Regions from separate parts of the Homo sapiens genome. Here region 2 is linked to region 1. A link is a loop called in an ENCODE intact Hi-C map of the cell type or tissue named here. Cell type or tissue: B cell. All regions are shown on one strand.

Region 1 (8,000 bases):
AGGCCTCCAAGTCCTTTTGGTGCCTTGTGAGGACTTTTAGAAGGGGCGTTCAGCTTTAAAAAGCCGGTCCTAATTACGGCCGGACGCAGTAGCTTACGCCTGTTATCCCAGCACTTTGGGAGGTCGAGGTGGGCAGATCACCTGAGGTTAGGAGTTCAAGACCAGCCTGGCCAACATGGTGAAACCCCATCTCTACTAAAAATACAAAAAATTAGGTGTAGTGGCAGGCACCTGTAATCCCAGCTACTCGGGAGGCTGAGGCAGGAGAATCGCTTGAACCTAGAAGGCGGAGGTTGCAGTGAGCGGAGATTGTACCATGGCACTCCAGCCTGGACAACAAGAGCGAAATTCTGTCTAAAAAAACAAAAGTCCCAATTAAGAACCTCCGAACTCTGTTTTGAGGCAAAGGGGAGTAGTTCTTGGTAGGTGCAGGAATAGTAGTGTCATTTGGAATACTGGTCATCTTTCTGACATCACAGTAGAAACCAAACCTTGGATTTAGATTCAAAAGGGGGGAAATGGGTCTTTTCATCAAGGCAACTCCCCTTCTCCAAGTCACTTACATCATAGATAAATTTTAGCTTCCCAGTAACTGAGGGATTTGTTTCCTAACGCCATTGGAGGCCTTCATCCCTCTCTACGATAAGGTTGCAGAAATGGGAAGAGCTACCCGTGGTTGCTTTTGATTACCCTTAGGAAGTGAGACAGTGTTTTTGAAAATATGTATTTCCCCCATTTCTCCCTCTCCTTCCCTGACACTTCTCTGGGCTGCACAGCAGAAACGTTGGTAAAAGGGCAGTTTGGTTTCAACACAGCAGACCTGATATGGGATCCCTTAGCCACTTTAGTCAAACAGCCCTGACAGAGTCTATAATTGAGTTCAGGCCCCCCACCTTGCCTAATAACTGCAAATCGCATGTTCAGCCAGCAGCCTCCTAAGCCCACCTTCCTCCCCCATTAGAGAACACCCATCCTAGGTGCTCTCCAGGCTGTGTCATTGGCAGGGCTTCACATGCAGGAGGCCTCTCTCAGGTGAGTCCAGGTTAAACTGTTGAGTTGTGGCTTCAACAGATATGTATGGCATGCTGGGATGTGCCAGGTGCCTGCGTTGTGCCAGTTGCTGGAGAGGTAGTGTGAGCAGAGCAGCTGAAATCTTGCCATCAAGCAACCCTCATTCTCATGCCTGTAGGTTTCCATTGCTCTGTCCCAGGACACTTGCGTGCCAGAGACGCCACAACTTCATGTCCCTGTCTCTTGCAAGCTCCCCGTGCTGCCAGTACTTCATGCCTTGGATGTGGTCCCACCAGCCCAGTGGCCGGGGTCAGCTTAGGCTCTGCTTCCCAGTGGACGGGTGTGCTAAGGGTTTATTTTATGTAAAAAAAAAAAAAAAAACAAAAAAAAACCCTGAGACCATGAGTGGGGCTGGCATCTTGCCAGCCTGGGCTTCAGGGATGTTTGGGGGGGGTGGTTAGAGGGTAGTTGTAGGGTACTTTGTCACCCCCCTCCCCCTGCCACCCTCCCTGGCACGTTTATTTCACAGCAGAGCCAAGTCTGTGGCAGGTTGACACAGACTGTGTTGCCAGAGCTGAAATAATTCCACTTCATCCTATGAGCGTGTTGGGCTAGCTTGTTCTAATTTTGGCCACTTTGGCTGTTTTCTTCAGTTTTATGCATTCTCTCCTGCCCCAAAGTGCCAAGCCATTTGTGAAGGCTCTGCCAGACACCTCCAAGCTTGAGAGCTCAGCACCATGCACCAAGAGCAGGAGAAAAGACGTAAACCTACCCCAGCAACTGTGGCCTCTCGACAGCCCTGGCTAACTAACTTACATTTGTGGGGAAGCCAACAGACACAGCAGGAGGAGAGGGAGGTGGCGCTGGTGGACCAAGGATCTGTGCTACCCGCTCCCCTCCTTGGAGGTGCAGTGATGATGGGAGTTATTTTTACCATCCGGGCGCTGATAGCTGCACTATTAATAAATTGCATGTGTTCCTTTTGAAGGTAGGGGATGGTTCTGGGTGAGAGGGGAGCAGGCTGAGCCGGCGGGGGATCTGCTGTCCTCCCTTTTGAGTCAGTTCTAATCCCATGTGTGTCTGGGCCACCAGACCGAAATGGTTGCTGAGAAACTTGTCTGTTCATGTCCCAAGGCATAACTTCCCAACATTTAAGAAACCCCAATAGACACCTCTGCCCTGGCCACGTTCACAGATCCTTCTCTTGACCGGAAACCCTGGGACCCTAAGAACCCCTGAAGCTTGGGGTGGGTGTGTGCTTCTGGGGTCTCTTTTGGGACCTCCTTTGTCAGTACCCCTTCTTTTTTCTAAGCAGCTAATAAGAGGTTGGGTGAAAGAGTGCATCTCCTCCCAGGATTCCACAACAAAATTCTTATCTTCCATGGATGCTTTAATTGGAAGTGGGTTGCCGACCCCCTTGTGCCTAGAAAAGGCCTTCGCTTGGGTTTCCTTTGTATGCTTCAGCCTTCCTAGTTGGTTTTTCTAGGCCTGGTGTGAGAGGTAGGGAAGTCTGCACATAACTAATTCTTTTGCTTAAGGGCCTATGGCACAAGTGCACAAACTTCAATTCTTGATGTTCTAAGCTCTCTCCTCTAACAGAGGGAGTGCTGAAAGCTTTTGAGTCAAGACAATGGAGTGCTCTTCCTCCCTCACTCTGCCTTCCGAGCTTATGGTTCCTTTTCTCAGGAGAGGATTTTCAGGATTATTGGAGGATTAGGTCATTGTCAGATGACTGGAAAACCTAAATAGGATCTCTCTCCAGCTCAAGGTTGTCCCAGTGAGGAAGACTTTACCAACTTCTCACTCTACCCCACTACTCACATGAGTGTTAGCTCCACCTTGCAAAGGCTGAAGACCAGTTCTCCCCAGTGAAAGCTGCCTCATTCTTTTATGGAGTTCCCTGGAGTGGCAGAGCTATAAAGACGAGCATTGGGATTTGCAGTCTCCATGTAGCCTTTCGTGCTTGGCAACCCCTGTAGACTTTTTGTCCCAAGCAGATTGCGTGCGTGCGCCTGTGTGTGAGAATAAGTGCCTTACTTTGCTGTGTGGTTTTCAACTTGTACTCCGTGGCCAGCCCCCAGTTGCCAGGGCTCGACGGCAGCCAAGGACACCATACCTCAGTATAGTTATATATAAAAGGGACACGGATTGTGACAGTTTCACCCCATTTGTTTCTAACCCCGCTGCCCAGGATTAGGGTCTGTGGTGTGTTCTGTTTTGTTTTTGGTTTCTCCCTTGTGTCAGTTCTCTTCTGGCCCAGCTGGGTGGCTGTGGAAGTCTGTGAGGTGGCCCAACCACAAGCATACCTATTAAGAGAAGCCCAGAGCTTCCAGCCCCCACTTCGAAAACTCTCCTCTGGCCCCACATAGCAAACTCCTTCTCCGTTATTTTCCCCACCCCCAGATTTTTTTTAAAAGGCCCACTTGCCGTAACCTCTTTTGGTCTATTTTGCTTCCCATTCAGCCCAAAGTTTATATGATAAAGGTGTTTACTTTTACTTCCCAGTCTCCAAGTGCTAACACATAAACACATACATGTCTGACTGTTGCAGAACTGTTCGAGCTCCTAATTCAGTGTTACCTTGTTTTAGTCGCAGCAACCCTCTCCCCTACCCCTTGCCCGCCCACGTTTTTCTCACTCTTCCGGGTTGTGCAATAACTCTCCCAGCCAGTGGTCCTTTCCACAGCCTTTCTGTCCCTTAAAACACCTGCAACTGGGGGAGAAATGGGACCCATGGGAGGGGGAGTCGTCATCCCTTACACAAGAAATAGCCACTTTCCTTTTGTTGTCATTCTTGTGATCCTGGGTGGGTTTCTGTGGCACTCTTTTAGAACATGTAGCATCATCTTAGAGGTCTATTTTTAAAAAATGTGTTGAAGAGGAAAAAACCATTCTCACGATGGGGCTTAAGTCATTGTCCAGGAATAAGATTGGCGTGGTGCCCATGACATCACCGTCACTCTGCCTAAAAGCACTCTAGAGCTACTTGTTCACGTGGAGAGGAAGGATATTTTGCGAAGCAACAGCCGCAGGTGGAGAGCCCTGTTCACCTGATAGGGTCTAGCTGTGACAGTAAATATAATACCGCTGTTTCCTTGGGTACAGATTTGAGTGTTCATGTGATGAGACTGTAAACCTCATTTTTCGGTTCCTCTGTTTAAAAAAACATCTGAAGGATGAACTAAGGCTGCTGGTGCCCTGAGCAACTGATAATGCAAATGTGGACAAAGTGTCTGTTTTCTACTCTAGCCTGTTCATATGGACCAAATTTCAACAAGGAACTCAAGGAAAATTTGTACCTGCCGTATTTATGCTTTCATGTAAAAAAGGGTTGGGGGGAGGGGTGTCTTTTTGCTTTTGGTGAACTTTTTTTCAAAATCATTTTTCCACTGTTTCTGTCTGGTTTTAAAACAAATTACAGTTTTGTATGGATTTTTTAAATGTACATTTTGGAACAAATGATCAAATATTTTCTGAAATAACAATAAAAGGCAGAAAATTATCAGAATTGTCTCATAATTATTTCCTTGACGTGCTTTTATACAGTGATGCTTTTAACGTGGATGTTTACGTTTGCTTAAAGGAGTTTGCAATGAATTTTAGCCCTCATGTCTATTATTTTTCACTATATTAGTCATTTCTTATATATTTTGACCCGTATTTGTCCATTGTGATATGAATTAGGGAATTAAGGATGGAGAGTCAGTTATGTCAAGTGCTGGATAGCAATAAGCATCATTTTTATTTGACTCTTTAATAGTAAAGTGGAAAAGAGGTTTTCTTAACATGGGGTTTGTGGGTAGGAAGCTCCAGAAACAAGCACATCATCCTTGATGCCTACTATACTATGATGTTATTTAGCTTGGAGGAAATGGGGTTTCGTTTGTGTAAAGGCCAACAAATATGTTGGTGCTGACTAGAAGACATCCAAGTATTAGTAATAGTGGGGATTGCTGGTGTCACTTACATGGCTGCTGTTGGCTGTAGCTGCTTGCTGTGTTTACCAGAACCATCTTTCTTTGGAAAAAGATCTCAAAAGATGAGTGCAGTTACAGGTGGCAGTTAGTCAAGGACACCCATGGGGTGTGAGAAAGAGGAAATGTTTGCTTGAGGTGAAGGTGAGTGGTTCTGATGCATGGCAAGCTTCATTGTAGAGTTGGGTCCTGCTCTGCCATGAGAAGCTAGGTGAACTCAAGCAGTTAACCCTTCCGAGTCTTTTTGTGCATCTGTGTCAAAAGGGTTTCATGTTTTGTGGGGAGTCATGGTGAGAGATTTAGAGATACTGAATGCTAAGTTCATGGTACATATAAAGCACTCATATTGGCTTTTTAAAATGAACTTATGTGCCAGCAGGATACTCAGGAGTCACTTAACCAAGTGGATTCTCTGGACAACATTTAGAGACGTCTTCTCTACCTATGTGTCCCAAATACCCTCAAAGCCTATAGATATGGATTTGATACACCTTAATTGGATGGTATTTTCAAGGCCCCCTGATGGTGCAGACAAGGTACAGGCCCAGGTTTCTGAGTAGTGGCTAACTCACAGCCCATCTTTACCCGCAAGGCAGATTTTTATTAGTCCCAAAGCCGTAAGCACTATAAGCAGTCTTAGTCAAATGCTTCAGTTAGACCTGATAGCTTCAGCTACCAGTGCTAATCTTAATAATTCTCATTCTCTCTTTGTGTGTGTGTGTGTGTGGGTGTGTGTGTGTATTAGAATCTTTCAACTCCCTGGTGGCCAGTTTGAAGTGATGATCATTTCTGCTTCCTACAATATTGCTTGCTACAGGGTAATGCTCAGCTCCCTTCCACCACCTGAACCTGACACTCCAGATGCATGCCAGCTATGACTGTAGCATAAGGTAATTAGTGACATCTAATGGCTGCACTGCCATTCAGGATTTTAGTAGAAAAAGTGATTTGCTCTGACGTTTGTGGCTCCTATACTTGCTGCTTTGTATAAACAGGTGAGCAGCGAGTGTTTGGACACCACAGAAATGGCCTGCTGGCTTTGGTCTTTCATGAAATCTCTTTTATACCTTGTGTTGGTGCTGTCAGATCTCAGCTTCTCAGTCTTAAGTAAACTTAAAAGGAGATGCAAGGCAAGAAGTGGACAGCAAACTTAAGGAGTGTATGTGGACAGTGCCAACTTTATTGAAGACAGTTCCCTCTGAGACTACAGGCCTAGCTACTCAGAAGGCTGAGGCAGGAGGATTGCATGAGCCCAGGAGTTTGAGGCTGCAGTGAGCTATGGTCACACCACCGCATTCCAGTCTGGCAACAGAGTAAGACCCTGTCTCTAAAAAACAAACACAAAAACAAAACAAAACAGCCAAAAGCAGGCTAGAGGATGCTAAATGAGACTTTCCTAAATCTCCATTTTGGCTGAGACCCAAAGCTGAGGACAAAAATTGGCAAATATATCCATATGTTGCAGATTTGCTGCCGATCCATGAATGATTTGTTAAGGAGTAGCCCAAAGCTCCTCTACCACAGGAGGCAAGAGTGATGGAGAAAATATCAGAAAGTGCAAGCTTCTTGAAAGGGGCTGGAGTGCCTTGGGTCTGCAAGCTAAGTGAGGGTATACTTTAAAAGACTCAGGGTTTGACATGTGTCTGTCCCCTGGAGTTTGGAGAGCATAAGATTTGGGGTACCTGGTTCTCCCCTGAAACAGTCTAAAGGAAAGGGATTGAGCTGCCTAATTACACAGCCAAGAGAGCCATCTGGGTGAGAACATGGCGAGAGTGCACACCCTGGAAGGTGTGTCAGCCTGAAAGGGCCTCCTGGGAAGATCAGAAGGAGCCTTGGAGACCATACCATTAGAGCCGGGGTGATCAGGTACAGACTGGGTCCCGTCCATCTGAGAGTGGTGCACTGGGCAGTTTCCGGTTGGAAAGAGTTCTAAGAACTCACCAAAACGGGGCTCTGAGCAAAGGACATGGAATCAACCTAGGTGCCAATCAATGGTGGATTAGATTTTTTAAATGAAGTATATCTACACCATGGAATACTACGCAGCCATAAAAAATGAAATCATGTATTCTGCAGCAACATGGATGCAGCTGGAGGCCATTATCCTAAAGTGAATTGATGCAGGAATAGGAAACCAAATATTGCATGTTCTTACTTCTAAGTGGGAGCTAAACATTGAATACACATAGACATAATGATGGGAACAATAGACACTGGGGACTACCAGAGTGGGAAGGGAAGGAGGGGGTATGTGTGGAAAAACTACTTACTGGGCACTATGCTCACTACCTGGGTGCAATATACTCATGTAACAAACCTGCACATGTACCCCCTGAATCCAAAAAGAGAGAAAAGGTGCTCTGGGAGAAAGAGTCAGCCTTTCGGCACATGTCACTCAGACCTGGCCCCACATTACGACATTACTAGCCACAGAAATAAGACTTTGCCCTTTTTCTCTGGTTTCTACCCGCTTAACCTTTCCCAGAGCCTACATGGGCTAGAAACAGCAGCATGGCTGAATAGGAACAAAGGGAGCAGAAGACAGAAAGAAGGGAGTAAGAAGAAACCACTATCATCACCCCAGTATACACACACTCTTTACCACAGGCTTCTAAGCCTGGGGGAAGGACTGAGCTGGGCCAAGTAGGATAGAGCTTGGTAATTTTTAAGCTGAAAAAACTTCTAAAATACAGATAGTCCCCAACTTTCAATGGTCCAACTTATTTGCCTACTTTACAATGGGCTTATCAGGGTTATTAAATGTGTTTTCAACTTGTGATATTTTTTACTTACGTGAGTTTATTGAGACATAGCCCCATAAGTAGAGGAGCATCTGTACTTGAAAGAGATACTGTTTTAAATAGTTATGAGCGACTGAGGGTAAAACAAAACAAAACATGGGTTATTCCCAAGATAATAACCTGGAACAGAAAAGGAATCAACATAATACATTCACAGCCCTTTCAATAAGCTGGTTACAAGTGGCTGAGCTCGTTAGGGAAGGAAACACCAAGG
Region 2 (8,000 bases), 190 kb after region 1:
AGATCATTGTGCCATTGCACTCTAGCCTGGCAACAGAGCAAGACTTCGTCTCAAAAAAAAAAAAAAAAAAAGAAGTAATACAGCGAGCTCCCCTGTACACTTAGCTCAGTGTCCCTAGTGGTTACATTTTGTAAAACTGTAGTATGATAGTACCATCAGGATATTGGCATTGACACACTCACTGATGTTGTTCCAATTTCCCCAGTTTTACTTGTATTCGTGTGTGTGTGTGTATGTATTAAGTTTTATACAATTGTATCACTTATGTAGTGTTACCTATCCACTATTACAGTCAAGGTACTAAACAGCTCCAACTGAATAATCTTTCTTAATGGGGGAGATAGAACTTTAAACCTTGAAGGACAAAAGAGAGAAATAGTATTTTAGGTCAGAGAAGAGCAAAAAGAAAATCAGAGGCAGGGATGAATGTTGGATATTGGGGAGAGGGTCTCGGCTCTATTAAAGGAAAGGATTGCTACATTATAGACATAGTCATTGGGTCAGTTAGGTAAGATGCATAACCCCATTATAAATGGCCTTGACCATCATGGACCATGCTACTTAGATATAAAAACAGTAGGCCGGACGCGGTGGCTCATGCCTGTAATACCAGCACTTTGGGAGGCTGAAGCGGGTGGATCATGAGGTCAGGACATCAAGACCATCCTCGCTAACACGGTGAAACCCCGTCTCTACTAAAAATACAAAAAATTAGCTGGGCGTGGTGGCATGCGCCTGTAGTCCCAGCTACTTGGGAAGCTGAGGCAGGAGAATCGCTTGAACCCAGGAGGTGTAGGTTACAATGAGCCGAGACCGTGCCACTGCACTCCAGCCTGAGCAACAAGAGCAAAACTCCGTCTCAAAAAAACTAAAAAACAAAAAGCAGTATACCACCTAACTCTTAGAAGGTGTTCAGATACTCATCCCTAATGGTACAAAGAGTCATCAATATTAAGGCAGTTGCTGTTCCTCCTGCATAGAGCACTCTTCTCCAGATACACTTAGTCCAGGTCCGTCTCACTATTCAGATCTCAGCTTAAAGGTCACCTCCAGGCTGGGCACGGTGGCTCACACCTGTAATCCCAACACTTTGGGACGTGGTGGTAGGGGACTGCTTGAGGCCAGAAGTTTGAGACCAGCCTAGGCAACAGAGCAAGACCCCATCTCTACAAAAAAATATAAAATTAGCCATGTGCAATGGCATGCACCTGTAGTCCTAGCTACTTGGGAGGTTCAGGTGGGAGGATTGCTTGAACCCAGGAGTTCAAGGCTGCAGTGAGCTATGATTGTACCACCACACTCCAGCCTGGGTGACAGAGCAAGACCCTGCCTCAAAACAAAAAAGTCACCTCCACAGGGAAGCCTTCCCTGATCACCTATCCTACCTATCCTAGAATGCTGCCTCTGCCTCAGTTCCCTGCTTTATTTCTTTCATAGAACTTATTATAATTTTTGTAAAAAATCATATGTATTTGTTTACTTGTTTATTATGTCTCTCCCCCCACTAGCACGGAGTTAGAGCTGAGGAGGAGCAGAACCCCTCACTCCCAAATGCCTAGAGGGATCTGGCAGGTAGCAAAGTGTGAATCTGGCTTGGTAAGGACTGTGTCTATGTGTCTAATAACTGTCTTTTGCTGATACGTGGGAAATATCGGCCCAGTGTTGACAAAAAGCATATTTTTTTTCAAAAGGCTGGAAATCCAGATTTTTTTTTTTTTTTTGAGACGGAGTCTTGCTCTGTCGCCCAGGATAGAGTGCAGTGGAGCGATCTTGGCTCACTGTAACCTCCGCCTCCCAGGTTCAAGTGATTCTCCTGCCTCAGCCTCCTGAGTAGCTGGGATTACAGGTGCCCGCCACTGCGCCCGGCTGATTTTTGTATTTTTAGTAGAGACGGGATTTCACCATCTTGGCCAGGCTGGTCTCAAACTCCTGAGCTCGTTTTCCACCTGCCTCGGCCTCCCAAAGTGTTGGGATTACAGGCATGAGCCACCGCACCCGGCCAGAAATCCAGATTTTTATAAGCAATCTCCTAAAATTTAATGTTATCAACTAATTTTAAAAATTACAACAAAACAGTTACCCTGGCAGAATTGAGTCCACAAGCCATGAGCTTGCCCTGTGAGTATTCAGTGTTGCAGGTGCCAATAGTCTTTCAGTCCACATCCTTCCTCACAGAGAAGGAAGGGACTCTGGAGGCCACACAGCTGGTTCTAGAAGCAACAGGTCAAGAAGCCTGCTGACAAAGCCAGAACAATCTTGTTGCAGGTCGGATTTAAGCATTTATTTCTCTACCAGTCAAAGTCTTCTAGCAGCCAACTTGCCACACCAAGGAATATCAGGTCTGTGAATTTTGTTTTGTATTCACTCAGGGAAATCTTTACTACAAAGACAGGAAGTGGAAAGCCAGAACATGTGGTTTTAATGGTTTGCTGTTGTTTTACTTTTGTTTTTTAGACTGGATACTTTTTTCTTTCTTTCTCTGGTCTCTTCCTTTCCCCTGACCTATCCCTGCAGATCAACTCCTTTGCTGCAAGGATATGCTTTCAGCTAAGAGTCAGCTTGAAATAAGTTTGCTAAACTCATTCATTTTAGGTGTTAATAGCAGCAAGGTAGCCCAGGTATCTAAGATCCAAAAATGATACCCTGCAGTCATGTGTTACCTCCTCTGGGGGACATTTGCAATTGACTATTCTTTTTACTTTCTTCTTCTTCTTCTTCTTTTTAAAAAGTTCCCAAGAGCTGTAAATGCAGTTTACTATTCTTTAACTCTAAAGTCAACTTTCTGTGTCTGGAAGTGCAGGCCCCTCAACAACAGATGACGCAGAGAGATCCTTCAGGTGTCCCGGGGAGTGAGGGAGGGACCATCCCTGAGGTTATTAAAAGTGTCTGAATATGGAGAGAAAGGAAACAATTGGTGAATCCGGGAAAAGGGCAGATGGGAGTTCCTTGGACCCTTTTGGAAACTTTTCTAAGCTGGAAATCATAGAAAGAAGGGGAGGGGAGGGGCAGGGAGAGAAACGGGGAGGAGGAGGAAGTTACTTAAAAAAGTGAAGGAGGCTTGGAGGAAGCTAGGGGAAGGTAGCTGAAGGAGTGAGAGTGGGGAGGCCGGGAGAGGGAGGGAGGTGAGCGGAGGCCCGGGGCCAGCGCGGTGGCTACTGTGCGACGCTCTGTGGCTGCAGTGCTGTCTGTCCATCGGTCCGTGGGGCGCCAAGCGGCCAGGAATGCAGGATGTCCGTGGGATAGGGGTGAACACCTGGCAGGCCCCCTGGCTGACAACGCCCTCATCGGGTTGGGGGCGGGACGGGGGACGGCCACCTCCTCGTCTCCGAACCTGAAGTTCAGGTTCCGCGAACAGAAACGCTTCTCCCAGGTGAGCTGGGAGCCAGGTGAGCGAGGCATTTGAGGTCAGTCCTCAGTTCATCTGGGCCCGGACACATGAAGTGCAGGCCTTGACATACCGAGGTTTTCCAGTTTAAGAACACACTTTTTTTTTTTTTTTAAGACGGCGTTTCGCTCTTGTTGCCCAGGCTGGAGTACCGTGGCGATCTCGGCTCACCTCAACCTCTGCCTCCCGGGTTCAAGCGATTCTCCTGCCTCAGCCTCCCAAGCAGCTGGGATTACAGGCACGCACCACCACACCTGGCTTTTTTGTATTTTTAGTAGAGACAGGGTTTCTCCATGTTGGTCAGGTTGGTCTCGAACTCCCGACCTCAGGTGATCCGCCCGCCTCGGCCTCCCAAAGTGTTGGGATTACAGGCATGAGCCACCACGCCCTGCCAAGAACACACTTTTTCCTATAGAAATCGCAGGGAGTAAGATAGCCGGGCGAGGTGGGGGGTACGGGTGGAGAACAAACCTGTGGGAGAATGGAGATGAGAGCAATTCGTGAATGCAGCCTGGGGACCGGTTCCCATGAGAGAAGCTCCAAACCTCAGTGGGAAACCTAAAGCTCTCAAACTGTCTTCATGTACTTTATTATCATTTTTTTAAGGTGTTGGGGGTAGGGGATGGCGATTTAAGAGGAGGGCAGGGGCCAAGATCCCTTGTTTTTCTTCCTCTTTTCTCCAAGCAATTAACAGATGGAAAGGTCTCAACCAATGAACAGATAGAAAGCAGCAGCAGGCCTTGCTCCTAGGTAGAAAATGGGGTGGGGAAGAATCAGCCTAAGGCTCCCCTCCACCTCCACCTCTCCTGGTGGGGTCCAGTGAGAGCAGTCTAGCACTGCTTGGAGGGACTTTAAGTGGCTTTATGAAAAGGCCTGCCATCTAAGATGGTAACTTGAGTTAATAACTAAGGAGGAAGCAAAGGAATTCATGTAGCACAGAGTTGTGAGCCCGATGAAGAGGCGGTATTGCTAAAGTCGGATCATGATGTCTTACATCAAAAGAAATCATAAGGCAAAGAAAGGAGAACAGAAACTCTCATTTCCTCTTGATCACTGTCGGTTGGCTAAGTTGTCATTTTCAAGTGGAAGATGCCAAAAAGTCCAGTAATAGAGTAATTTTTCAGACAGGTAGACAGGAAGCATACTATTACAATGAGACTACAGTAAGTCTCAAGGTGGTGGCAGTGACTCCCACCTAGATAGAATTTTAGGAAATATGTTTAATTACTACATGAAAAGATTCATGGAAATCATTAAAGTCCTAAGTGCCAGAATATGCAGTCCTGCCCACGTCAAGAATTTGCCAGCAATAACAAGCACAGACTTTCCAGTCACAAACAGCTACCTAGAAAGAAATGACAAAGTACTGATTCTTTTTCCAAGCTGCTGATCCGATAACGAACATGAGATTTAGTATCTATAATGGCTGTCTCACTTCATCTCCTGTGCCTGTCATAATTCCTAGCACATTAAAGGGGCTCAATAAATATTTGTGGAATGCGTTGCTGAGTTCATAATATTTACCACGTTGTATTTATTTTACTACCTTAGAAACAATCTCTAAGACGACAAGTTATAGCCATCTTAGCAGAGATCCTGTGAGATCTGGTCTTTTGAATTAATTTTAAGATGTTACAGCAACTAAAGGCCTTAGTTAGGATTAGGTGAGTCCAACATGCTTGTTTTATAAGGAGAACACTTGGGACAGAGAAAGGGAGGGTAACTTTCCTAAGGTCACACACCCTTTGGAGCTAGAATATGCATGCATCTTCTGACTCCTAGCCCCACCTAGGATGGACACCAGCTCTTAGAGAAAGAGCAGCTCAAAAAACACATCATGATATTATGGAAGTAGATTTTCATTAAGTAAGAAACAGCAGGAAAGCACTGCAGTATGAAAGAGAAAGCACTGCAGTGGTGTGTCAAGAATGCTTTGCAGTCTCAGTTCCTCCATTAGGCAGCTGATTAGACATTCCAAGTGACTTGGCAATGTGAGAGCGCTGAGATCTAGAAATATCCAATGCTAATGTTAAAGTCTATTCTTCCATGTGGTTTTTCTTTCTGAAAACTTTAAGGAATAATTGATTTTTTTTTCACTCCTGTCAAGCAGGTCCTTCCTCATAATAGATTGAAATATAGAGTGAATTTTTTAACTAAAAGGCAGAAACCCGAGATTGAAAAAGGTCTTGGCTTTTTGTCTTAAAACAAAACAAAAACAAAACAAAAAACTAACCATCTTCATGTGCCTGCTTGTGGGGGACGTTAGATGATCAGGGCAAGTAAAACTGGTGAAGCAGTTTGGTTTGTCAGGGCACTCTTTGAATTTAGTGTGTGGGAGGGACTTCCTGTAGAATTTTGCCAATTTTTTTTTTTTTAATTTTTATTTTTGAGACGGAGTCTCACTCTGTTGCCCAGGCTGGAGTGCAATGATGCAATCTTGGCTCACTGCAACCTCTGCCTCCCGGGTTCAAGGGATTCTCCTGCCTCAGCCCTCCCTAGTAGCTGGGATTATGGGCATGCACCGCCACGTCCGGCTAATTTTTTTTTTATTTTTATTTTTGTATTTTTAGTAGAGACAGGGTTTCTTCATGTTGGTCAGGCTAGTCTCCAACTTCTGACCTCAGGTGATGCGCCCGCCTCGGCCTCCCAAAGTGCTGGGATTACAGGCATGAGCCACTGTGCCCGGCCCTTATTTTGGTTTTTCAGGGCACTCCTTGATTTTAGTGTGTGGGAGAGACTTCTGTAGAATTTTGCCAATGTGTTTGCTTGGTGAAGAGAGTCAGAATAAGGGAGGAGACCACCCCTCATATTGTCTTATGCCCAATTTCTGCCTCCAACAAAAGAAGAAGTAAAAACTAAAAGGCAGAAATGAAATCCACAGGCAGACAGCCCGGCGCCGCGTCCTGGGCCTGGTAGTTAAAGATCAACCCCTGACCTAACTGGTTATGTTATCTATAGATTCCAGACATTGTATGGAAGAGCATTGTAAAAATCCCTGTCCTGTTCTGTCTCGTTCTGATTACTGGTGCATGCAGCCCCCAGTCACATACCCGCTGCTTGCTCAATCCATCAGAACCCTCTCATGTGGACCCCTTTAGAGTTGTGAGCCCTTAAAAGGGACAGGAATTGCTCACTTGGGGAGCTTGGCTCTTGAGACAGGAGTCTTGCCAATGCTCCCAGCCGAATAAATTCCTTCCTTCTTTAATTCCGTGTCTGAGGAGCTCTGTCTGTGGCTCGTCCTGCTACAAGAAGGCCAGGAAAAATGAAAAGTCCTTTAGAAGGAAGGGGTCATTAAGGAGAGGAAGTCTGTGTGAGGAAAAGAATGATATCCACACTAAGAATGAGTCTTATTTTCTCTGAGCTGTTTTACTTTGGCTCTTGTATTGCTGACTGATTCTGTAAGAACATGGAGGGAAGATACTGATGTGTGGTTACACAGATATAATTTCATTCATACCTGCATTCACTTCATAATGGAAGGCCTGATATTCATCAACTAACTCAACCCTGAGCTTCCACGGTTACCTGGGGGAAAATTTCATTGACTTTTATTAGGAAAGTCACACACACTCACACATCACTGTACCCAACTCAACTCAAAGGCCTCCACCACCCTCAAAGCATGCTTTCAGCATCAAGCTCAGGGGGGACTGCAACATCTTGCACAAGCTGTCCTGCAAAGGAGAGCCATTGCTGCTGTGCTTGTGGCTGAGAGTGAAGAGGCTGAGCAGGTGGCTTCCCTGGCCCAGACCATGCAGGTCAAACTGAATCAATATTGGAGAACCAAAGCAGGTCATCTGTTCTCTGTTCATAGAGCCAGATGCTTGATCTCTTAGAGCCCACAGGACCAGAGCTCTCTCCACATTGTCCCATCTTCAGCAGGACCTCTGAGTGGGCAGACATCCCCGACAGTTGGAGGCAAACCTTCCTGATGTCTAAGGAGACATTTTACTTTATCTTTGAAAAGCTGGCCACACATCTTCAAAGGAAAACCATCCACATAAAATTGCCTCTGTCTGTGTCTCAGAAAGTAGCTACTGGGTTGCATTGCTGGCCTCCCTGGTGCCTCTGTGTCTTGCTGCTAAGTTCCTTGGGGTAGACAGATCTATTGCTGAGCATGCCTTCTATGAGGTTGTGGATGCCATCTGTGCTATCGCCTGGAAAACCAGCCTGACTTTGAGGAGGTGCTGAAAGATAGCACAGATAGAGAAGTTCTGGACCAAAGATGGCTTCCTAATGTGTGCTGGGGCTTCTGGAGGTACACATATCGAACTGTCCTGCCCCAAAGGGCAGGAAAGTAACTATTGGAACTGGCATCAATACTTTTTCTGTTAGAAGAAATTTAAAAATTTAATAAAGGAAATGGATAGATAACAAAGTGAACAAAAGGAAAATAAATGTAGGATTTTAATTAAAAGATCCTTAAATGAATTGTGTTTCTTTTTTTTTTTTTTAAGACAAGGTCTTTGTCTGTTGCCCAGGCTAGAGTGCAGTGGTGCGATCATAGCTCACTGTAAACTTGAATTCCTGGGCTCAAGTGATTCTCCTGCCTCAGCCTCCCAAGTAGCTGTAGCTGGGATCACAGGCATGTGCCACTACCCATGGCTAATTAAAT

What was found. A loop is a pair of places that touch in the nucleus more often than their neighbours do. Peaks named below come from ENCODE experiments on the same cell type or tissue, not always from the same donor. Only the 100,000 strongest peaks of a DNase experiment are listed, where the experiment ranks them.
Region 2: it touches region 1 in a loop (10-fold over the local background); 1 of 110 quality-filtered maps calls a loop at or near these places.

The regions. Positions count from the first base shown.
Region 1 is chr6:52,493,921-52,501,920 of GRCh38, reverse strand. It overlaps EFHC1 (EF-hand domain containing 1), which reads right to left. Exons shown (of 11, transcript NM_018100.4): 11 at 4,723-8,000. It overlaps TRAM2 (translocation associated membrane protein 2), which reads left to right. Exons shown (of 11, transcript NM_012288.4): 11 at 1-4,513. Among named protein-coding and RNA genes, the nearest start is that of EFHC1, 78 kb to the right of the region's middle. RefSeq lists an enhancer at 2,773-2,822 and a silencer at 3,906-4,107. In B cell, no CTCF peak of the experiment used is centred here; DNase peaks (open chromatin) are centred at 3,240, 4,040 and 5,050; H3K4me3 peaks cover 1,008 bases; H3K27ac peaks cover 5,123 bases.
Region 2 is chr6:52,302,485-52,310,484 of GRCh38, reverse strand. LOC124901329 (a long non-coding RNA gene) reads left to right here and starts at 2,155. Exons shown (of 2, transcript XR_007059609.1): 1 at 2,155-2,339. RefSeq lists silencers at 123-192, 6,000-6,294 and an enhancer at 4,275-4,344. In B cell, a CTCF peak has its summit at 112; DNase peaks (open chromatin) are centred at 2,414, 3,204, 4,374, 5,314 and 1 weaker place; H3K4me3 peaks cover 2,909 bases; H3K27ac peaks cover 6,400 bases.